2 separate regions of the Mus musculus genome follow, and region 1 is linked to region 2. A link is a loop called in an ENCODE intact Hi-C map of the cell type or tissue named here. Cell type or tissue: gastrocnemius. All regions are shown on one strand. Each heading gives the region's core, and the rest is flanking DNA. Links, peaks and the distances in the headings are about the cores only. Region 1 has its middle 99 kb from the start of Gm52302. Region 2 holds the start of Gm41598 (a long non-coding RNA gene).

Region 1 (15,954 bases), core at 4,477-12,476, 860 kb after region 2:
ATGATGTTTTGTCCAGGAATAGAAACCCTGACTAAGATAGCCCCCATGCTATTTACCAGCCCACTTATATGAGGAGAAGTATGAGCATGTTAGCCGCATGCCGTCCCTAAGCCCAGTTATGTGAAGGGGAATATGGGAATGCTGGTTCCCATGCCATTCCAGAGCCGAGTCTTATGGGTAAGGTGTTTACATATTGGATCCCATGTTATTTCCCATCCTGGTCATATGATGGTGTTTTGTGCATACTGGCTCACATGCCATTTTTGAACCCTGTCAGGTGGAGATGGGTATGGGCATATGGACACCCGTGTCATTTCTGAGTAGCATAATATGAAGGTTTTATGGGCATGCTGACCCCATGTTATTTCTGAAATGAGTGAAGAGGCATGCGCTAGCCACCAGTTGGTGGGCCAGAGACACTGCAAACGTGCACGCAAGCATTCCCAGGCCACCAAGTGGAAGTTCTGAAACACAGCAAGTGTGTAAGCAGGCATGCTCAGGAAGAAAGTGGCTGCCTTGGGACAAAGCATGTGTGAAAAGGAATACCTAGGGCACTAAATAGCAGCACTGGGGCACGACAGATGTGTGAAAATGCACACCTGTGATACAAGCAGCACTGGCACACGGCAAGTTGTGCACAGGCATCCCCAGGCCTGCAGATGGCAGCACTGAACCATGGCATGTGTCAGGACAGGCATGTCCAGACCGCAGTTGGTGGCACTGAGATAAGGCAAGTGTCCTAACCGAAGCCTGGTTGAAGTTCAAACCTTGTTTAAAATCAATGGTATTTTGTGCCACTCAATTTTGCAGCATTTCGTTAGTATTAGTTACTTGTTCATCGAGGTGACAGATACCTGACAGAAGCGACTTAAGGGAGGAAGCATGTACTTGATGCACAGTTCTAGGGAAATGCAGTCTCCCATGGATGACAAGTCCTGATGACAGGAGGAAGCATTTACTTGGTGCACAGTTCTAGGAGGAAGCAATCCATCATAGATAAGAAGACATGGTGAAGGGAGGAAGCATTTACTTGGTACACAGTCCTACAGGGACACAGTCCACTGTGGATGAGAAGACGTGGTGACAGGAGGTGGCTGGTCACATTGTGCATGCAGTCAGGAAGCAGAGAGGCATGAATGCTGTTGCTTATCTCAGTTTGAGAAAGCAAGGAAACGTCCAGTAGCTGGCTTGGTTGCTGTTACACTGCTGTCAGGATCAGTCCTGAGACTCACCCTCAAACGCTGTGGATTCCTCAGGGAGGTCAGAGGGTGGAAGGGCCATGAGCCTTCCTCCCCTCTGTCCATCCCTCCTCCATGTCCCTGGCACGCTCACTCAGGGCTGGCATTGTTTCTGTCTGTGGGTTCCAGCCTCAGTTGCTGTGTGTATGGATGCATATTTAAATTCACTAGAATTTAGCTTTCAATGTTCTGGAAACACCGAAGCAATAGCTTCAACTACGTCAGGTATTGGTCTTGTGTGAATCAAGTCAGTGTCCAATCGTGGTTTGTTCCGATGACTCTGGGATGACCAGGACTCCAGGCTGCCTCTTCTACTGTGCTATGAGTCCCAACCATGCTCTCTACTTTGTGGGGCAGTATGGCTGTTGGAGCTCTCACCACCATGCCAGCATTATAGTCAATAGACGAAAGAAGCAGAGGGAGAGGGGACACTCCATCACCAGAGTCACATCCCATATATTGCATGGGAAGTTATCTGTATAGCCTATTGGATGAACTTGAGTCATCTAGCTGTACTCAGCTGGAAAGGACAGGAAATCACGCTTAAAATCAGAGGTCTGAGAAGGAAGATCCCGGGATCCTGGGACAAAGATAGTTGTCACTGTCATATTGTATAACCAGAGTGGAAGTTTCTAGATGTGATGACTGGGGATTATAGCCTGTGTTCCTTTTCTTGACCATGCCTTCAGCTTCAGGTCTTGATGTCCCCCTTAGAACAGATTAAGGAGCAGACACACTCGTCCCATGAACTCTCAAGCAAGGATAGAATCATTTTGATGATCAGGGCCATCGAGGCCATACTAAAGAGAATCCACAAGGGGTGTGTGTGTGTATGTGTGTGTGTGTGTGTGTGTGTGTGTGTGTGTGTGTGAGTGTGTGTGTGTGTGTGTGTGTGTGTGTGTGTGTGTGTGTGTGTGTGTGTGTGTGTGTGTGTGTGTGTGTGTGTGTGTGTGTGTGTGTGTGTGTGTGTGTGTGTGTGTGTGTGTGTGTGTGTGTGTGTGTGTGTGTGTGTGTGTGTGTGTGTGTGTGTGTGTGTGTGTGTGTGTGTGTGTGTGTGTGTGTGTGTGTGTGTGTGTGTGTGTGTGTGTGTGTGTGTGTGTGTGTGTGTGTGTGTGTGTGTGTGTGTGTGTGTGTGTGTGTGTGTGTGTGTGTGTGTGTGTGTGTGTGTGTGTGTGTGTGTGTGTGTGTGTGTGTGTGTGTGTGTGTGTGTGTGTGTGTGTGTGTGTGTGTGTGTGTGTGTGTGTGTGTGTGTGTGTGTGTGTGTGTGTATGTGTGTGTGTATGTGTGTGTGTATGTGTGTGTGTGTATGTGTGTATGTGTGTGTGTGTATGTGTGTGTGTGTATGTGTGTGTGTGTGTGTGTGTGTGTGTGTTTAAGGGATCAACATTCCTACCCAAGAAAGGACTTAGTTCGTCCCTAAAGGGCCAGGAGAGCTGCGATGCGGTTGGAAGAAGAGGCATGGAAGTGTGCAGAACTTCTGTGGTTGGCCTTAGGCGCCTCCCTGCTCTTCTCTTGGCCTCAGTTTCCCCCACGTACATAAGCCAGAGGTTTTGCAGATGAAGGCTCTCTGTGTGGTCCTTTGCAGCCTCGGGGAACACAGTGTGTAGTTCTGCTCTCCCAGCTGCCCTTCTAGCATCCAGGACTTTGGCCTGGGCTCAGGGTAGGGAGTTTTGGAGCAAGAGGCTGAGCAGGCTGCCCTGCCATTTCACAGAGCAGCCTCCTGGGCAGAGACCCTGGTGGCTCCTCACTCTCATGGTCATTGGCTATGCCATGTGTGCCCTCCGTGGAGGCGGGCTGGATCCTTTGCTCCTACTTTCAGAGTGTCCATATTTAGAGAATGCTGCATTGGGTAACTTTCTTGTTTTTGAGACATCTTCTGATGTAGACCTGTCCTTGAATTCACAGACCTCCTGCCCCTGCCTTGTTAAAACACTGCGATGACAGGGCTAAACCACATATCCATGTTCAGCTGTAGAATCTCAGGTCCACCCTCAGACTGTGGGAAAACCCTGAAAGTTTTCAAAGAAAATAGCCATGGTATATGATCTTAAGCACCAGAGGGACCAAGAATATGGAGGGTGTGGGACTCCCTGAATGCTAGGCCTCTTTACATTGTATGGATAGGAACCCTTCAGGGCTGTGCACTTGTCAACCTGTGCAGTCTTGGGCAACAGTCCTAGTCTGGCAGGAGAAAGAGTGGGAAAAGAGCAGAGAAAGAAGTCTTCAGGACTGTCTCCTGAAGTGGGTGGGGCAAGCCTGATTCTCCAAAATGCTGGCTGCAGCTCACACAGGTTCCCACTGAGAGGGCAGAGATAAGCATTGACCCAGTTGGAAGAATTCTTCCAAGTCCCTTCTTCCTGAGTTGTGAAAAACCAGGTTGTGATAGCGGGGTCCCCAGTATGAAACCCCCCTCTCAGGGGAGAAGAAGACTAAGGCAGAGGACTGTAAACCCAGAAGCTAGAAGGCAGTGATATGGCTCCCAGCAAGCCCCCAGCTGGACCCTTTACAATTAGAGACACAGAGGCCAAGAGAAGGTTCTAGAACTAGTGCAAATTGTGAGAACAAACAGATTAGAAGTTCACTGAGATGTCTCAGGCAAATGGCTTGGCCTCTCTGAATTTCAGCTTCTTTTTTTTTTTTTTTTGATAAAATGGGGCTACCCTTCTCTGGGTATCTTGTGAGTGGCTTGTCATATTGTCAGAGCCTTGTCTCAAGTCCACTGAAGGAATTTGGGGAGGGCTCTGTTGTATTGTGTGGGACCAAAAAAGGCAGTCTGTGTTCTGGTCAAGTGAGGTTTACTCCGGAGACCCGGTAGGAAATCCTACAAGGGACGGAACAGTGAGCTACACCCCCAGACACAGACGCCTGACACCATGAGTCCTCAACTCCATCATTCTGTGGCCATCAGTCACGTAGGCTGTCCAGACTCCACCCCCACAGTTTCCTGGCAACAACAACTGTGCTCCGCCCCACAGTTACCCTGCAACAACAGGGTAGCCCATCCCACTATAAAAAGAACTGCTTAGCCCTCCTCTCTTGCTTCTCTTGCTTTCTCTCTAGCCCTCTTGCTCCCTCTCTCCTACTCCACTCTCCCCTCTCTCCATGTGACCATGGCCGCCCTCTGCCTCTTTACTCTTCTCTCTCTCTCTCTGCTTTTCTACAATAAAGCTCTAAAACCATGGACTGTGTCTGCTCATCGAGATCTGTTATGCTGGAGTAATGGAGCAGGCTTCCCTAACCTCCTGCCTGAAGGCCTTCCTGCCCTCCAGCCACTGCTGCCAGTCAACCCAAGCAGGCCAACGAGCTCACCGCTCACCGCCTGAGCTAGCCAGACTCTCTTGTCCCCAAGATAACCTGCTAGAGCTCTCTTCCTACCCTTTCCCCCTCGGCCCCCACACCAGAGTTTGCCTGAGGGCCTGTTCTCAGCTCTTCTGCAACATACCATGGCCTGGGATGTCTGAGAGCAAGAACCTGTCGTCCCTGGCTCCATGTGGTCCAGGAACCCCAAAACCCCCAAACCGTCTCTTCCATGGTACCGAGCAGTCTATGGTGCCCGAGAGTCAGAGCTGAGAATATGCCTTCTTCCCCCGACCCCAGCGGGGTCCTGCGGCCTGTGAGGCTCCACACCCGTTCTGGGATGTTTCCGTGGGGTCCCATGGCAGTCTCCTTGAGCTCTGGTGGGACTCAGGTCTCCCCCATCCCTTTATTTCCCCATACCCAGCACTCCACTGAGCCAAATTGTCTCCATCTTTATCAGATCAGCTGGACTCATGTGCAAAGTTGGTCACAACTGGGCTTGTGGAATGCTCTGTTGACCCTCCCGCTCAGAAGGAGGAGGTAGGGAGAGTCTGAATATCCAGCAATTCCTCCCAGCTCTGCCCTAAGTGCACGTGGTCTGGGGTCTTGAGGAAGGTGAGGGTATATAGGCTGGGAAGGACTAGGGGAGGGGGCTCCATCTATGAAACTATGGGGAAGTCACTACCCATGCCGGGTGAAAACCTTCTATTGCAGATACTTTACCCAAGCTCCTGTCTGCGACCCTTCACCGAGGCTCTGTAAGTAAACTCAGTATATTCGTGGATGTATTGGAAGCAAACATTTTGGTTTGTCATTGGAGGTCTTAGAAAGAGTAGGGAGAGCTGTCTAGTTCCCCATATCCCACCCCAAGAGAAAATTCTCACGACAGGCCTTCTCCTTCTCCTCCCCAGTCCAGGGTCATGGTCTAATGGAGGGTGTGGTGTCCCCAAGGCTGCCCTCCCTCCTCTGTAGAGAAGGAACATGTGGCCTTCAGTCTTAGCTCTTTTCGGGGATAGCAGGAGAGTGAGAGACACAGAGACACAGAGAGACAGAAAGACACAGAGACACAGACACAGAGACACACAGAGACAGACACAGAGAGACAGAGAGACAGAGAGACAGAAAGACACAGAGACACAGACATAGACACAGAGAGAGACAGAGAGAGACAGACAGAGACACAGAGACAGAGACTCAGAGAGGGATGCTGAGGCATCCAGGGCTACTGTCCCTCCAGTCCCACCTTCTGAATACTTATGCTGTCTCGTGTCCAGTTGCCTCAGGGTGCCTGCCATGGCTCTAAGTCATAGCACTGATGGACCCTATTTGGGGCCTTCTTGGAAGGCTTAGAGTTTGGCTGTTGTTTTCCCCCTGAGGTCCAAGGGAGACAAGGTGTTTTAAGCCCCCTGACTGTTCCACCTCGGTCCTCGCCTAGAGCAGAGGAATAGGATGCATGAGGGAGGCTCAAAGGCTTTGTGTCCCTCTAGGGGACCAGTTGACCCCATAGCTATGGAGGACAGCTCCACACTGACGGGAAAGACCCGAGAGATCATAACCCACCCGGCTGGGAAAGGCCAGAGCCTACTTAGGCTACAAGCTGTGTCCCAGGCCCACCAAGCCACCCCCCATGAAAGACCAGTCAGTCACCTGTGGTGAGTTCTCAGGCAGGTGAGTTCCCACCCGACCAGCTCCCCTACCCTAGCCACTCATGTGATGGCTGAAGCCCACAGTGCTGAGCATGACAAAGGTGAAGTAGAAGCTCTCCTCGTAGCTCCAGCCTTCCATGTGGGAGAAGAGAAGTGGAGGCAGCAGCATGAAGGACTGGAGGTCAGAGAGCAGCGCAGCAGGGCCTGCCAGCCTCCTTGCCTGCAGGGTCCTGGAACACACAGCATCGGCCTGAGGCTCTGTCGAGCACAGTGAGAAACAGATGCCCTTGTGCCCAACCTCTCCAGCTTGTGTCCCCTCATGTTTCCTGCCAAAAGCTTGGGGTGGCTTTGACTCCTCCCATCCTCACCCTCACCATGGACATGATCACAGACCCCGTCCTGGGCTTTGCTCCCCCAACCTCACCACCAGCCTCCCATTCCTCTCCCTTCTGCTCCCAAACTCCATTTCCACCACAGTTTCCCAGCTGGAAGCGATTCATCCAGGTTTGTGGCCACTGCCTCAGCTGTTAGCTGCTCCCCAGCTGGTGGGCACATTGGTGCACCCCACACTACATAAGGTGGCCCAGCTGATGGAGTGCTAGCAGGCAGCCAGGCTCCGGTTGCATCCTCTGATGCAGGAGAGAGGGGTATTTGAGGGGACACCTCCTTCATCTCTGGGCATGGCCACCCTGGTCATTTCACTTCCATGCTGGAGGTGGCAGCTGCTGCCTAGCCAGGCCTGATGACTAGACAGAGCAAGGCTGGCACATCAGGTTGCTGTTGGGCTCTGGAGTTCTTATCCATTCTGGCTCCACTTCTTGGACTCTGACTCCTGCAAGGCTTTGGGAACTTGGGCAAGGCTTAATCTTTCTGAGCCAGTTTGCTTAACTTTAAAATGGGCTCCAGACCTGTCATGGGGGAGGGGGTGATGAGAGGCCACAGTGGGGGCCACACTGTCGGTGGGAATGCCAATCCCTGAGCATCCAGTGGGTACCAGGCTGAATGAATGGAATGAATGGACCAATGAATCAAGACGGAAGGTTGCCATATGATCTCTCTCCCTCCCTCCCTCCCCCCCTCTCATTTCCCTTTCCATTCTTGCTTTGTTTTATTTGTCTTAAACCAGGCTTTTATCTAGGCTGGCCTCAAACTTTTTTTAATGTAACCTGTTTTTTTAACCCCCTGTCTCCACCTCTCAAGCGCTGAGATCACAAAGTGATGGTCTGAATAAGTGGGATGCTAGGGAGGTGTTCGAGAGTGAGCCTTGTATTGGAGTGCTGGAAAGACAAGGCAAGGATATAACGATGCTGGTTCCTGAAGGGGAAAGAGGCAGTCGTGGTGGAGCCTAAGTCATCAGCAGTGTGAGCCTGCCACCTGGTGGTAAGTCCTGGGTCATGCAGGCAAGACTGAGGGCAAGGGCTTTTGGGTTGGTTCCTGAAATCCAGGGCTGCAGGGATCCTGGGTTTCTGTCCACACTATTTCCACACAACAGTCTTAAATGCTTTTAAGACAGGCTCCACATCACCCTGGCTCTGGAGGGGAAATGGGTCCAGAGGACAGTGTTAGGGGCCAAGGGATGCTGATGCACTGTGAGAGTTTTCAGGGACAGGTGGGATGACCAAAGTCCACCAGTGCATCAGCCCCCAAACTTGAATATGCACACAGCTCCCCTGGTGTCTGGGGAAGTGCAGAGCCAGGTCCATGTGTCCTGAGGCTGCTTGTAAGAGGCTTGGGGTGTGCTACAGGTGTCACACCCTGTCATACACTCTGGGATGCAATCACTGGAACTATTGTCCCTCAGGGTAAGGCCACCTCCAAAGTTCCAGCAGCTTGTCCCATGCTGCCCTCACCAACGGCAATGATGGTGGGCACGGAAAAGAAGGAAGAGCCTACAAACTCCCAGCCTGTGTATTTCTCAGGAGGTAGGTCCCATCTTTATATGCTTGGGTGATGTCCTGGGGGAGGTGATGCAGTGACCCACAGGATCTTGAGAGAGGAGGATGGGCCCCTGCCCCCTCTCCCATGTCTGTGCTATACCTACAACCACACTCTTGTTGTATAGACAGTTTCTCCAAAGAGATAAACTTCCTCCTGGCGGAAGGAGAAAAGCTCCGAGACTTCCAGGCTCAGGAAACTCAGGAGGGCACAGGATTCACAAACCCAGTCCCCAAAGTTAAATCTCACAGTAACAACTGCTGGGGAGAGCCATCAATAGAGCTCTAGGGATGTGAGGTGTCACCCATAATGGGATGGACTTTTCAGTGATGCCGCTGCCTTTGAACCATCCACATTCCTATTAGTAACTCCAATAAACCCCCTTGGTTCCTCCAGCTAGAAGTGAGTGGGATTGTTTCTTTGGTCAATTAATCCCTGGTGCCCTATCTGACTTGAAGAGAATTTTTCATGTGTCCCCAGGAAAACTTAACACAATATCTCATCCTTTATTCCAAGTCTATTTGGGGCAGGGAGTCTCTACTTTTTCTACTAATCAAGGGCTTCCCAGAGGAAGATATCATGGGGATAAGTCCTTCTCCAGCTTATCCCGGAGTCAGGTCAGAGTGGCTTAACTGTCTAGCTCAGCCCTAATCTCACAGGACGCAATAGGCTGCTGTTGCCGGAGGATGACAGAGCTATGACCTCAGCCTTCAGTGGAACACGGGAGAACTGAATTACCTCTGCTCTGGGACCACCAAGACTGTTTCTGGTCCAAAGGAGGCTGTGTTGGGAGGGTTTCAGCTTTTACATGTCTAGTTTTTCTTATCTGCAAAACAAAATACTAACAGTGGGGAATGTTGCTGTCTTGTTAGGGATACCACACTGTGGAAATGCAGAGATGACGGGGCAGAGGCAGGAGACTTTGTGGACAGAGCGACGCTGGGTTTTCTTGGAGGGTTTTCCCACTGAGAAGACATTTAGGAGGACAGAACAACAGCAGCAGAGCCAGGGGAGGTCATACTGTACCTTGGACATAAAATCATAGGATTCTAAGAAATATCCATACAGGTACACAGGTCTATGCAAGCGCAGCCTCCAGGTGATAAAACAGCCTCAGCTCTTGGCTGTGCGTTTAGGCTAAACCTCCCTGAGCCTCGGTTCATCTCTTAGGGGGATGCGGAGGCTAGTGAGGAATGCGCTGGGCAAGGGAAGGGCTGTAAGGGAAGCATTTACTGATGGTGGCCAGACAGTCCCTGCTCTGCCTAGCTCCAGATGCAGCCCAAGTAGCTTCCCCAGTGGTTTGGGCAAACTGCTTTACTCTGGGTCTAGCCTAGACAAACATACTTTCCTCCTTAGAGTCTGGCCATGCCTCCAAGGTATTTGCCCCTCCCCTGACCTTTGAAAGAGGTTGGGTGTGGCCTTTTATCCGTTGCACCTTGTCTCAGCAAGCCCCACCACAGCGGGGTGATCAGACCGAACACAACCCTGTCTCCTCTTGACAGCCTTGTAGCTTGTGACCCATTCTCTATGGCTGTGTTCTGGATGGCTCTTCCCACAGTGATGGTAGTGCCCTTTCACTTCCTTAAAGATGCAGCCCCTCTCCTTGATAGAGTGAGGTCCTCTCCACTGGATCCAGCCCCTCCCGGTGGTTACCTCGCCCCTCCCAACCACATAAGCCATTCTTTCCAAGACTATTGACTCTGCCTCTCTCAGCACTTCAGTATCTGGGGCCAGAGCCCTCCTCATCCCTGCAATGAGCTTCAAGCCTTTTATCCCACCCATTGCTTCTTTCTTTGGCTGGTTTTGCTAGTTCCCTTACCTGGATCGGTAGGTCCAGCATCAAGCCATCTAGACTCTTGGCATTCTGTAGAAGCGCACATTTGTCACACTGGAAGTTGAGACTGAAGTTTCTGAAGGCATGATCTTTCAGTGTCTAGAACACACCGGTGCCTGGTAAGCCAAGTAGGAAAGCAATGGGAGCCTTGAACCTGGCACCTGCCAGTCGCAGGCCCAGCAGGGTGTCTCCGGAGATCATGGAGCCCAGGTGTGCTATGGTGGACAGGAATCAGGAATGGGCAAGAGAGGCCAGGAGGGGCCCTTCTCTAAGCAAGTGCCTGCTGGTGGCCTGTTTCCCCTGCTGAAGAGTTGCAGCAGGGTGCAATAGCCCTATCTACCCTCAAATATCCAAATCCAGGGACAAACTGATAGCTTACTGGAAAGTTGAAGCCAGGGGAAATGAGAGGGTTGCCAGGTAGCCACAGGCCAGGGGAGGGAAGGACCCAGACTCCCTCCCCACTCCCCAGCTCCGAGCCCCAAACACTTCCCCTCAGTGAGAAGACTGTTGAAATCCACAGTGCACAAGAGAAACAGCCAGGTTTATTGTCACAGAGCTCCTGTCTAACTTGTCACACGAGGGACTTCCCCCAAGTGCTTGTTGTACTCAGTGTCACACTAGGTTCCCTTAAAGTACTCAAAGAAAAGAGCCCAGCTGGCTAAGGTAAGTCTGTGTATGAGGGAGGCAGAAACTTGTGAACCCAGATTTATCCTAGCTGCTCTGGAAGACGTCTCTGTGACCCCATTCACCGAGAGCCGAGGCGGGGACCAGCATGTATAGAGCTGATGGAGGGAATTCAGATTTCAGTCCTTTACTGATGTCCTGGGGGTAGAAAATCCTCCGTGGACGTGGGTCCTCCCTAGGGACTCCCCTCAACCTCCTGGATTCTCTCCCCAAATGCTGCAAAGACGGAGATGCTTAGAAACCTTCTTGCAACTGGGGAGAAAGGAAATCTGAGGAAGAATTTGTCTTCTTAAGACTGGCCTGTCCTCCCTTCAGGCCCACAGTGCTGAAATCGGGCAGAAGGACCAGGTGCGGATGTTCCCATGGAGGCCTAGGCCCCAGGGAACTCTTTCTGTAAGGCTTCTGAGATCTGTTGTCCCCTCCTGCTTCTCAGGGGGAGTAATGAGGAACAGGGGTGCCCTGGGGATCAAGGGAGGTCATTTTCAGAAGGTGGTGGGACACCCAGATGATGCCCCGAGGCTTCTTCAGGAATCCACCTTCACTCGTGGCCAAGGAAAGCTGGAGAGTGCTGGCAGGTGGCCTTTGTGTTTAGAGTTCCACAGCTGTGAGCCTACTAAGGACAGTTTTCTGTGTGCACCTAAAGTATCCCTGGGTGTGTGTCCAGGTCCCTTCCTCCAGCCACTGTCCCGAACACTCATTCTCTCCAGGTTTGTCCCTGTCAAGGCTCTAGGGTTGTTGCAATGGGGGCCAACTCAGTCCTTAGAGAGTGAAGATACAGCAAGAGTAGTCCTGGCACACAGTGGGGGTCTGTGGTGTGCCTAGTGTGTAGCAATGAACACAAAAACCAACTCAGCCTTTGGTTGCAGCTCAAGGCTTCCTGAATATGAAGGTGGCATTGGCAGTTTGGCCATCATGATTCATGTTGGGTTTTTCCTGGTCCCCTGTGATGGAACAGGAAAAAGGGCTCTGAGGCCAGCATGCAAACCTCTACCCACTAAGTCTTTGATTTTTTTTCTCTGCACTTCCCTTGAATTATTCTGTAGGCACACCTAGCTCCTTTCTCTGGAGAATTACTGACCACCTGTCTGGGGAGTATATGGGTTGGGAAAGAAGGTAGCATGGGTTTGGGGGGTGGCTGAAACACTTGGGTATCACGCAGAGATGGAGATTCTCTGAGGGCTGGAGTCAGGGTCAGGGGCTGCTTCATCCTTGGGGTCCAGGCCCCCGATGAACATCCAGAGACTGGAACACACCTATGCAGAAGCAGGGACCCCAGGCTGAGGACTACCGCCAGCCACACCGGACTTAGGATGATCCATAAAGCTGCCAAGCTCCGGTACATGGTGATGTGATGCTTGCTGGGGTCTGTACCTGCCAGGGAAGGTGACGGCTTGTGTCTGGGGGCACAGCCACCCTCAGATTCCATAGGGTGCTCTCTCCTACCAGTTGTGGGAAAAGTGAATATCTGAGGATGCCACCAGGAGTCCACAGTGGCCCCAGAAATAACCAATCTCAGCTGCTATCCCCATGCAATGCACCCCAGGTTCTAGTGAATACCTGATTTTCTCATCCTCACCGACAACATAGTCCCAGAAGCTAATGGTGCTGAGGGTGATGAAGGCAAAATAGAAACCCTCGCCAAAGCTCCAGCCCTCCACGTGACTGAATAACATGGGTGGGAAGATGAGAATGACCACAGTCCCCAGGGTCAGGAACAACCAGGCCCAGGTGGTTGAGGAAGACCACGTTGAGTGGGATGCCAACCAGGGCATAGAAGACACAGAAGAGTTGCCCTGCCTCTGTGCTGGGAGCCAGGTTGCCATAGCCTGTATATCAGGTGGAGGAGAAGGAGAGTCCAGAAATGCCTCCTGCCAGCTCCCCTCTCCTTGTCCTCTGGGGGAGGAGAAGTTCTCTGTTCCCCTAGACCCTCATCCTATCATCTACTAGAACAATCTTATAGAAGGCTCCTCTCCAATGATGCTACCTCCATGACGCTCTCCTGACTGCCACCCTCTGCCTCCCTCTGCCTCCCTGCCAGGCATGCTTCCCCAAGATGTTCCCCATCCTTTCTATTTCCCTATTTGCCTTATAATCATAGTGATTTAATTCCTCTTTTCTGGTTTGGGAGGCCAAGCCTGGGTCAGATTTAAATTCATACTCTGACCCATATTCTAAGTCTCTGTTTGGACTGCCGAGGAAGAGGAAGGTGTTTGGAACCGAATGGGGGCTTAACTGAATGGAAGGGAGGCCTGTGTGACACTGGGGTGGATGGGGGAAGCATCCCACTATTATCACATCTCCTCAGGTTTGCTGGGATGCCACCTGCAGCTTTGAGGGACAGTCCCTTTATAGAAATGACCTCCCTCTTCAAATATCTCTGCTATATTTCTCCTGGAGAGGACTTTCTGGTCTGTGGCCAGGCTCACAGTGTCAGAGCATTAACACACCAGGGTCAGCTCATGGCCAGACAGGAGTGTAGTCAATAGAGAGACCCATGCTTGCTTTCATACAGCTGTACTGAGGGAGGGTCCTTCCCAGCCCTTCAGAGGGCCCCAGGGAGGTAAATCCAGCCCCTCACTGCAGCGATGTAAGCAGGCTTCACTGCTTTTATCTGTTACTGTCCCACCATGTCCCCATTGGTGCTTCCTGTGTCACCATGTAGATAAACAGCATCCTTGACCCAGGGGTGGGAATGATCTCAGCTGAGGGGGAGGGGGGTAGTGAGGCCCCTCCTTCCCAGCCCCTTTTCCTATGGTGGTGACCACTGTGCCTGCAAAGAAGAAACTGCTCCCAAAGTCCCAGTTGCTGGGGTTGGTGGAGTTGCCTTTGGGGTTTATACCATTCACTCAGGCTTCCAGGATGACCTGCGGGAGTGGCACGGTCAGGCGGCCAGTCAGCCCGCTTTCACCAAACTCTCAGGAGGATGCTTTTGTGTGCTTACGTTTACTAAGTCTCTCAGATAACATTGTCTCCACCTCACAGAAGGGAACATGAAAATTCTGATTGGCTAAGACACTTGCTAAGTGGCCTAGAGTTGGCTGAGGTGTGTGCTTTAATGGGCAGGGGCTAAGGAGATGACGTGGAGATGTTTTTTGGTGACTAGGAAGATGACACACATACATACACTAGTTAGGACAAGGTAAGGTTAGTGTTGGATACTTCTGGAAGAGATCTGCTGGGACGGTGGATCCTGGAGGTTCCTTCCCATGGGCCACGTGGTGGGAAGCCATGGAGCATTCCTGAACATCTAGAGGGCTGGCTGCTTTGCTTGCTGGCACGCTTCAGAGAGCAGAGCCCATGCCTGCAGAAGAAATTCCATCAGGGACCCGGGAGAGGTTGTGTGTACTCTGTGGTGTGTTGTCTGTCGGTGCTGTGTGTTGCATGGGTATGTACTCTGTGTGTGTCTGTGTTTTGTGTTTGCAGGGCAGGAACCTTGGTAGGTTCAAGCCCCATCCTTCGGCTCCTTCTCCCCAACTCTAGCCCTCTTCTGCTTTAGCTAGGAACATGTCCCAGGGAAATATCAGATCAGTTTGTTAACCTTCAATGCTTCACAGGTAGGGAGCGTTTGAGAAGTATGGCTGCTTTTCCTACATCCCTTTCCTGTAGGAACTGACTTTCACCTGCTAGGTAGAGGCCTCCTGGCTCTCCCCTGGACAGGAATTAGCTTCTTAGGATGCGGACTTTGGCTTCCTCTTTCCCACACATGCAGAGAGCTCAACCAGACATTTAAGAGCATGTCCCCTCCCTGGAGACCCCCCACTCTTGGGGACAGCATTTGCCCAAGTCCTTGGCTATCCTTCTGCACCTCTTGGCCCCCTACCCTATAGAGAAGAGTCTTTGGCCTCCCTAAAGCTCTGAGTGTGGGTGAGTGGCCTCAGGTGGCTGCTACATCTTTATCTCTGACAATCCAATGGTGGAGGAGGAGGGAGGCAGGCATAGAAGCTTCCACATGGAGACATGTTTGAACACAACACTCAGCATCATTTATGGCTCAGTGTGTGAGTTCCCTAGGGACTGGGATTCCCTTAAATATTACACTAACATTTCTCTGCCTCTACCTGCCCTGTCCTGAGACTGAGGACTTTGAGGGACATGTATGCCCTCATCTTTCCTAGTGAGTCCCTAGTGCTACCTACTGGTCCTTTTGGGCTGCAATCAGACCTACACCTTTGTCCTTGATTGCAGAACTCATTTGAGCCTGTCCATCTGTCTGTCCACTGCTCAACTGGTTCCACCTGCATGCCAGGGCTGAGGCAGGAGAAGGTTTGAGGTGTCCCTGTCTCTGGTTCACTCCTGGGATGTTGGGAGATCTGAAGGTGAATATTACCCCTGAGTAACTCTGAATGCATGGAGTGTGTCCTAGAAGAGCTGAACAGGGACTCTCTGCTGAAGTCTTTTCTTGTAGACAAGTTGCTCTTGGTCCCAAGAGTTGTCTTGGGGCTTTAGCATCTCTTGGTGGCCTCACTCAGTTCCTGTGTCGGCAGGTCTGAGACTTGAGTCCCTAAAGCTCTCAGGTGCTGCTGCTGCTGTTGGTGGTGGTGATGCTGGTGGTGAAGCATGCATGTGCGCACATGCATGTGTGAATGTGTGTGTGTGTGTGTGTGTGTGCGTGCGCATGTGTGTTTCTACGTGCAGGCATGATGTGCCATGGTATGTGTGTGTGGAAACCAAAGGACATTTCTTGGGAATTGGTTTTCTCTTTTCACTTTGTGGTCTCCAGGGTTTGAACTCAGTTCTTGATGGGACTTTCATCTGTCTGCCAAGCCATCTTGCTTGCTCCACACCTGGATGTTTAATGTGGGTTCTGGGCATTAAAGTCAGACCCTCATATTTGTAGGACAAGATCATAGCTGACTGAGTTGCCTCCTCAGCCCCACATTTACTCTTTCATTTCACTGTATTGTTTAGGACATTTAAGTTAAGCGACTCAGTTAAGGCCACATAGGTCTAGTTGTAGACTAGAGACAGGCTCTGGACTAGGTTTCTTTCAGATTCCAGTTCCCACCACATTCTGTCTTCAAACATGAACCAACAACTTGGTGGTGGTTCTGAATCTGCCACGGGCTCCTCCACCCACCTCCCTTCTGGTCCCATCTTTCCTTACTCCCTCACCAGAATGAGCATCTCCAGGGCCTGCTGGTTCAGGCAGGTGTAGTTCTCTAGGAAGAACAGCTCTTCCATCTGGAACTGGTCCCTGGATTGAGTTTCTGCTTGTTTCTCCAGCAGCTGGAAAATTATGGCTCCAAGCAGCAGGTAGCAGATAGGTCATAAACAGGGGCAGTACCCAGCCACACCAAAAGCAGCAGAGCACATGGCCATC
Region 2 (8,000 bases), core at 1-8,000:
ACATGCATGTGCGTCTGGAATGCCATGCACATATGTCCACATGCCTGTGCATGTGGAGCCTTCCATTGCTGTCTTCATGGTTTCAGTTCTTATATTACTTTGTCTATATGAAATATTAGGTTTTATACAATTAGTATTTAAGGTTTATTAGAGTATTCTGTTTACCTTTTATGAGAATATCTCATTTAAAATTACATTCTTCTCTTTTTAATGTAGACTGTCACACATGATTTAAAGAAAAGGAGACATCAAGTCATTAACATGTTGAAATGTATCTTAATGCCAGGAGACATGCCCACTTCCAGAATGGAAATGAATGTTATTTTATATATCTCTTAATTGTACTGTTTTATTGTTCTAAACAAATATGATTTCAATATTGCTTTGATAACAAGCTTTAGTCTGTTGTAATTCTAACTGATGGCAGGCAAATGAGTCAGAGAATCTCTTAATGCTTTAGTTTAAATTTTCTGAGAAACCAAGCCAAATGACTATAGAATATAAAGTTGTATCTCTGAGGAAATGTCAAGTATTAATATCACAGTAAGTGAGAAAGGAAGCGCATGAAGATGGAACAATCGCTGAAGACTGATTCCCCAGCTATAAGGAGGCAGCGGAGCACTTCAGCACCACAGTGGAGCCTGAGCATCACAGAGCATTCTGAAACTGATCCCTATCCTAAAAGAAATTGCCCTTGTTTGTTGTTTTATAGCTCTTTTAGTTTGTTTCTGGTTCATTCTTCTCATGTGAACTCCCACCAACACCCCCCCCCAAAATAACAACAAAAACTTATATTAACAACAAGAATTCCTGCTAGTGTTCCTACTTACATAAAAGATCAAATAAAGTAAAGGCCAAAAGAGCCATTTATGGAGCTGGAGCTTCTTACTTGATGATCTTCCTCCCTTACTGTAAAACCTAAACCATGCCTGGAGCTCTGATGGTTTTCACACCTAAACAAGCTCTCTGAGCTGATGCCTAGGAACCTGCGGACTCAGGAAACCTGTGCTGCTTACGGTGACAGATGTATCCTTCATTTGATGTTGAATAAAGAGAGTGCCTCCAACTCTGGCCTTGGTGCTGGATTCTTGCAGACCCTGTGTCCTCACTGACAGCTCCAGCCACCGCAGCCTGCCTGCAGGCTCCTGTTCTAGAGAGCCCTCCACCGAGTGACAGCCTTCTCAGGGGACTCCGAGGGAAAGTTCAAAGGTTGTTTGCAAAGACGGAAATGTGTTTCCTAGGTTATAGTGATTTGTATTTCTAAGGGGAGGTTCTGTCACCCAGATGCAGGCATGTGTAACTTAACGTTCATGGTGGACTTTATGTGTCCGCTGAGGAAAAGAAAATCAGCAGAGCTGCTGTTCCCTCATCTTCTTAGTAATCGTTACCTTAAATATTAAAATGAGAAATCTATATAGCAAAACGGGTAACTGGTATAGACTTGAAAATGTTCAGAAATTGAGCCTACCATTTATCAATTTAGGAAATGTTATTATGGAAACTTAGGTTGTGACCATTTTCTTTCTACCCAAAGCCTTTCTGTGGGATGTGGTCCCTTTCACAATTTTATTTTGGTTATAGGAGAACATTTCTCTGTCCTGTTAGTTGATAGGAATGCAGTAATGACACAGTGTGGCCGCGCTACAAATCAGAGTACATTAAGTGGCCAGAACACTGAGGGATGCTATCTCGTTTAAAATCGATTTTTACCAAAATGTGTGTGTGTGAGATCCTGTATATTATTATATATGTTAATCATATTATTTATAGTATATTAATTAGTACTTTATATATATATTAGTAAAATGAATACATAGTTGTCATATGCATGTATTATATAAAAGCTGAAGAAGAAGCAAGCCTACAAAGTCATAGGCTGTACACAGGAATCCTGGAGACTTTTAAAAGACTTGCTTTCTTCTATTTAGTAACCACGAAATAGCCTTCGACACTGCCGTCTCTAGGGGTTAGTCTGACGGCTGTGACTGGTAATTGTTGAACACTGCTGCCCCAGAAACAGAAGAGCTGGAGGGACGGCAGTGTCTGGGTGGCTCTCCTCTCCTCTCCTACTCTTCCTTCTGGGTCACTAAGACCTGCTCTCCCAGCTCGGTTTTCTTTTCTATATGCCCATCTGGTTCTTTCTTTCTTTCTTTCTTTCTTTTTTTTTTTTTTTGGAACACTGCTTTATTATAAGCATTTACTATGGTTTCAATTTAATAATTGCCTATAATAAAGGGATGTAGTTCACAGATGCATTTGAAAATACATGTGGTAAGTTTGAAATATTTTCACTAGGTAACATGAAATTAGAGCTTGCTTAGGTCTTTCCTATGAATTTCCTTTAAAGTTTAGTTTAAAAATATTTTTTTTTACATTGGAAGAAATCAGTTTTGAAAAAATATGCCTGTTAATAAGTGTTATATAACTTCCATATGAATAAGTCTTTTTTAGAAGATATATTTTAAAACATACTAATATTTGTAATGCCATAAAAATCTCCTCAGAGAAGTCCTTTATACTTTTATACTGAGGTTTCCAATCCACAGTATAGTAGAAACTTATAGTAGGAACTTGTGAACTTTTCCTTAGTAAAAACAGACACAAACTCTCCACTGGAAACATCGTTTTAAAGACATTGCTTACTTTAAAGACACGTCAGATGTTTATCTAAGTTTCCACTGTATTTTCTGTTCTATAAATTTTAATAATTCGATAAAATATTATAATATTGAGTATGAAAGGCAAAAGGTTGTCTATTTTCCTTTATCATATCTAATTATTTTTTCTTATGAAATCTAGGCGACGTAGTTACAGGAAGCGATGCTCAGGTTTCTGTTCCTGTCCAGGCTCTAACTGACCTCCAAGGTACAGTTGCCACCTCCCTGTCTACCATCTGTCTAATCACCCGTCTGTCATCTATTTATCCATCCTCTGTCTCTCTCTGTCTCTGTCTCTCTGTCTCTCTCTCTCTCCTCCCTCCCTCCCTCCCTCTCTCCTTCCCTCCCTCCCTCTTCTCTCATTTGTTGGCATGTACTGCCCCACCCCATTCTGGCCACTTACAGTGTCACAACTCTCTCCCAAACCCAGTTACTGGCCCTACTCTCCATTCAGCACACTGGTCCACTACCATAGTTTGGCCACTAAGTGGCACTGTTGTGTAAAACAAAAGTTCACTCTTAGGGCCTACTTTGGTGGCATCAGGCCTTGTGGATTTTCTGTTCACAGTGAAAACTCTTTTTCTTTGCCAAATATGATTCAACCTATGTTTGAGGTCATTTGCAACGTTATGTTCTGTAGGATGGCTGACACAAGGAAGGACTTTTGTTACTGGATGAATTGTTTGTAACAATATTTGACGAATTTGTTGTAAGATCTGTTTCTGTGTTTTAACTACCCATATTCCACCTAAAAAATTACCACTTGTCTTTTTCACAACCTGATTTTGAAATATTTTAAGTATTGCCTTCATATTAAAATTTTTGCCATACGATTTAACCAGTGTACAATGTAACCACCATAAATAGTGAGTCATAACAGTTTACAGTCAAAAACTAGCATTTTAATATTACCCATTAGTTTAGCTTAAGAAGTAAAAGCTTATCCATTTTCAGTACTTCCCATGGGATTTTAAGACATAAATATTTAAGATTACAATCATTAATCTTTTTCTTTGCACCTTTTAGTTGAAATACATTATAATGAGAATATTTATGTTACATGGAAGTTTAGAATTCAAGATTCTTTCATTCAAATTCAAGCTAAAATGAGAATAATAAAATAGTAATTAAACCTCATATCATGTTTGGCTTAATTTAAAATATTCATATGCATATAATAAACTAATCCTATTTATATTAAAATACTCTCCATCATTTTTCTTTTATCAAGATTTTATATTCAACAGTAATTATGGAACAAGCCAGTGTGCCTGCTGCAGGGCACACTGTTTTGTTGGCGCCAGGGTTCCCCAGTGTCCCTGCCTTCTTGGATGTTACTCTTGCTGTAGGGCTCTAAGACAACTCAGTCAGAACTGGCCCTTTGTCTGAATGTGTTTAGAATTCCCTTTGCCCCCACACTCTGACAGAGAGTTTGTCAGTCCGATAGAGAAGGTTCCAGCCACCGTGAGATGAACCTGGGGCAGAGGGAACAGGAGATGCTCTGCATCCCCTGAACTAGATAAGCCACTGTTTCCCTCAGCTCACTCACTGTAGCACCTGTTCATCTCATTGGGGTTTTTTGAGGAAAGAAAACCACAAAAATATTATCTGTAGGACATTACAGGAGCATAATACTATTTCTTCATTCTCTGACCTTCCTTCCAAGACATTTGCCAGCAGAGACTCCTAAGAGATGCTTGACAAATAACTTCCATTGTCCTAGAGTCCAAGGGACACAGCCATTTGCTTTGTGTGTTGAAAGGAAAAGGGAATGAAAAAAGGATAGACTATATCCAGACATGGTTGTGTCTGATCCCAATAATGCCTTTATGTGAAGTTAGAACCTCTGCATATATAGCCTATTCTAGGAGATCCACTCAATAAGCAGAACATAGCCTGGATTTCAGGGCACCATAGCAATCTGCTTCATATCTAATATAGTACACTGGTCCATACAGCTCTAGGACACTGCATAGCTTATACCTACATCCTGAGAATACCTAGCCCTCAGTTGAGTGAGGGCTGCGAATTTACCCTAGCAGGCCATGCCAGTGCTAACATTCCTTCTGAAAACTCTTCAGCTCAAGGCAACACTGTTCTGGAAGAAAAGGTTTTCAGAAGATCTCTGCAGGGAACTTCGTACAAAGACTGCTTTCTAAGTGTTGGTGTTTCCACAGTAACAAAAATATTATCAAGCTAGTTTACATAGTTAAGGAGGAAAATAAAACATTATATAGAGAGGTTTAATGCCACATCCAGGATTCAGAAATGTAATTATTTATTTTGGTATAGTTTTTAAGCTTGAACAAATCTGTTTGACTTATGCTAACACACACTAACACACATACCCCACAGGTCCTTGAACTAATGAATTAATCTTCTTGAGTCCCAATCTTGTCTTCTGTTGAGCTCTTCATTGAGTGGTTAGGATTGAATGGAATCAATCCATGATTGATCCAATCCATCAATTGGATGGTTATCAACAGCACAGTCCTGTTATAGTCACAATGTCTGTTTGATATCTTGTTCCTCTTTTTGATGACTTATTACTCAGGTAGGCAACCCTAGGCAGTGTGGGTACAGGAAAGGTAGGAGAAAGATGCACAGTGCTCCTCTCACACATTTGAGATCTAGAAACACAACATTTCTTATTCTGATTATCATTTATTCATGGAAATCATTGATTGATACAAAATGGGATAGGTTAATACGATTTTGTTCTTTGATAGTGTTATAATTTCTTTTAAATGGAACAAAGTCCCAATGGATTATAATAAAATTTACTTATATGTCACATATTCCTTATAAATGAATTAGATATATATGATTATGCAATGCCCACCATGTGCCTTCTTTCTGAAAGTATCCAAGGCAGCTAACATTTTACAAAATCTGATAGATATAACTGTTCACAACTCTTCCATTTTGGAAGAAAATAAGCTATAATAATCCACAAATACTAACGTGTTCTAAGGGTATAATAAAATTTAAATTATCCTATCTGGAATTTAGATTAACTATGATTTTGAACTATAATGTCAAGTATTGAGAGTCTAGAGAACAGAAGTGAGTTAATAATCAAAAAAGAGCAATAAGGAAAATTTCCCAGAGCTAAAGGAATGTACTGGCATGGAGATTGAGAGCAGTTAACAGGCAGAATGAAGACAGCCTGCCCGTCCCTAGAGGCCCCTCGGGGAACTCGGAAGAACTTGCTTGAGATGGGCACTGAAGGTTTCTAGAAAGGAAACAAGAAGGTTTGTGTAGAAGAGGGCTCTCAAGCAATCAAAATTTAACATGTGGAATTTTGTTGGTTATTTATTTGTTTATTGTTAAAGTTTTACACAACAGTTGTTTTGAATTAGGATTAAATGAAATGGTAAATTAGACATTGGTACATGTAAGAATTCAGTCCTGCCAGCAGGTTCACTTTCCTCTTGTTGATACAAAAAAAAAACTACCTCAAGAAGAGTAAGAGAAAGTTTACTCTGGGTCCAAATAGGAACAATCACAGCCTGGGAACACAGACTTTAAGTTACCTCAAATTCCATGTTCCAGTGCATCCCTGGATACATCCAGTTTCCTGGAGTTTTCATAGAAAGAGAACAAAGAAAACCATAAATCAAAGTGCTTTTCAAATACATTGGTGGAAACAGTAAGTAGGTGGTTATGGCAAAGTGGAGAAATCTCAACTGTCAGCCTCGGGTGCTGTCTGACCTTAAGTTTTGTTTAGTAGAAATTGGGTTTTAAGTTAATACATTCTAAGAGGCTTTTATCTGTTAGTCCAAGGATGTTAAGTCTGACATAGAGAATGGCTGTTTATGAAGCAAAGGACACCCAAGATAAATTATAACTAAGCTCTGCACTTGCAACATTCCAGCCTCCCCACATCTGGTCCTGCAACATAACCACCTCTCCACATCATGAAGTTCTAATCAGTCAATCCACATTTGTAGACATAGTTCCTTTCCAGTCTTGTTCCCTCTCTCCATTCTCGAGTACCTCTTAAACATACATACTTCACCACTTAGAGAAGTAGGATTATACTTCTAGATGAATTGGTAAGGAAACGAGGAGTGATAATGCCTTCTTCAGAAAATGCCAAATACCAACCTAAAAGATAAAATACTTAGAAGAAATGTAATTATTAACAAGTAAGACAGTAAAATAAATTATCTGCACAGTTCAAAAGGTAGGAAAGATCATCAAAAGGAGTAAGAAAAGTACAGGGTGAGTGTAACCATACAGAGACCAGATTGTTCCAGTGAAAGCAAAACACAGTTCTGGTCAAAGTACTGAAACAGGCTGGAGAGATGGCTCTGTGGCTAAGAGGATGGACTGCTCTTGCAGGGGACCCTGGTTTGACTCCCAGCACACACGTAAGGCAGGTCACAACCACCTATAACTCTAGCACCAGGGGATCCAATGTCTCTGTCTTCTTGGGGCACCTTTATTCATGTGCACTACCAAGACAGGCACACGTGCACGCGTGGAAACACACACACATTAAAAATAAATCTTTTAAAACAGTGATGTAATTCTATCTTCAATAAATCTGATCATGTATGAGTAAAAGAAAATCCTAGAATATACAAAATAACAATTGTAGAACTAAAGGTACAGAAGGTAGCTGGGCGGTGGTATCGCACACCTTTAATCCCAGCACTTGGGAGGCAGAGGCAGGCGGATTTCTGAGTTCGAGGCCAGCTTAGTCTACAGAGTGAGTTCCAGGACAGCCAGGGCTACACAGAGAAATCCTATCTCAAAAAAAAAAAAAAAAAAGAAAAAAAGAAAGAAAAGAAAAGAAAAGATACAGAAGGTGAGTTGGATTGTTTGTTTAGTTATAACAGGTAACTTTATAAGTTGGAACTTTGGACAAAGTTTTCTTCAGGTGACAAAGAATTAACAGATCTAGTGATTTTAGAATCCCTCTGTACTGTCTGGTGATTGTATAGGTCAGAGTCTGGCACAGGTCTCAGTGGGAGAACTCCCTGGGGTCAGGAGCTCCAGAGGAGTCTGTCTCCTTATGCATCTGCAATAGTGGTGAATTCAACTCCTGTAACTACGAGAAAATGGAGGCCCATTCTCTTGCCTGCTGTCAACCAGTGACCGTTGCCGGCTTCTGAAAGATGTCTTATCTCTAGATCCTACTCTAGTTTTTTCAGTATACGAAGCACCAGGTCAAGGCCCACTTAAGCTCCTGCTTCTCATTTTCTTCAGATACAGCCGAGAAACTGTGAAGTCTCTGAGTTGCTTCTCTCCCTTCCTCATTTATTTTTAGGACTCATGGTTAGACGGCCCAGAAGTGACAGTCCAAAATACCCTATCCACGAAATCCTACCTTAC

What was found. Hi-C counts contacts between places; a loop is a spot of excess contacts. Peaks named below come from ENCODE experiments on the same cell type or tissue, not always from the same donor. Only the 100,000 strongest peaks of a DNase experiment are listed, where the experiment ranks them.
Region 1: it touches region 2 in a loop (6-fold over the local background); 19 of 42 quality-filtered maps call a loop at or near these places.

The regions. Positions count from the first base shown.
Region 1 is chr17:49,927,581-49,943,534 of GRCm38, reverse strand. It overlaps the pseudogene Gm19465. Among named protein-coding and RNA genes, the nearest start is that of Gm52302, 99 kb to the left of the region's middle. In gastrocnemius, for the core only: no CTCF peak of the experiment used is centred there; DNase peaks (open chromatin) are centred at 6,882, 7,062, 7,557, 7,828 and 1 more place.
Region 2 is chr17:50,790,791-50,798,790 of GRCm38, reverse strand. All of the region lies in intron 17 of Tbc1d5 (TBC1 domain family, member 5), which reads left to right. It overlaps Gm41598 (a long non-coding RNA gene), which reads right to left and starts at 7,942. Exons shown (of 2, transcript XR_876871.2): 1 at 6,194-7,942; 2 at 5,201-5,287. In gastrocnemius, for the core only: a CTCF peak has its summit at 3,141 (motif pointing right); a DNase peak (open chromatin) is centred at 3,103.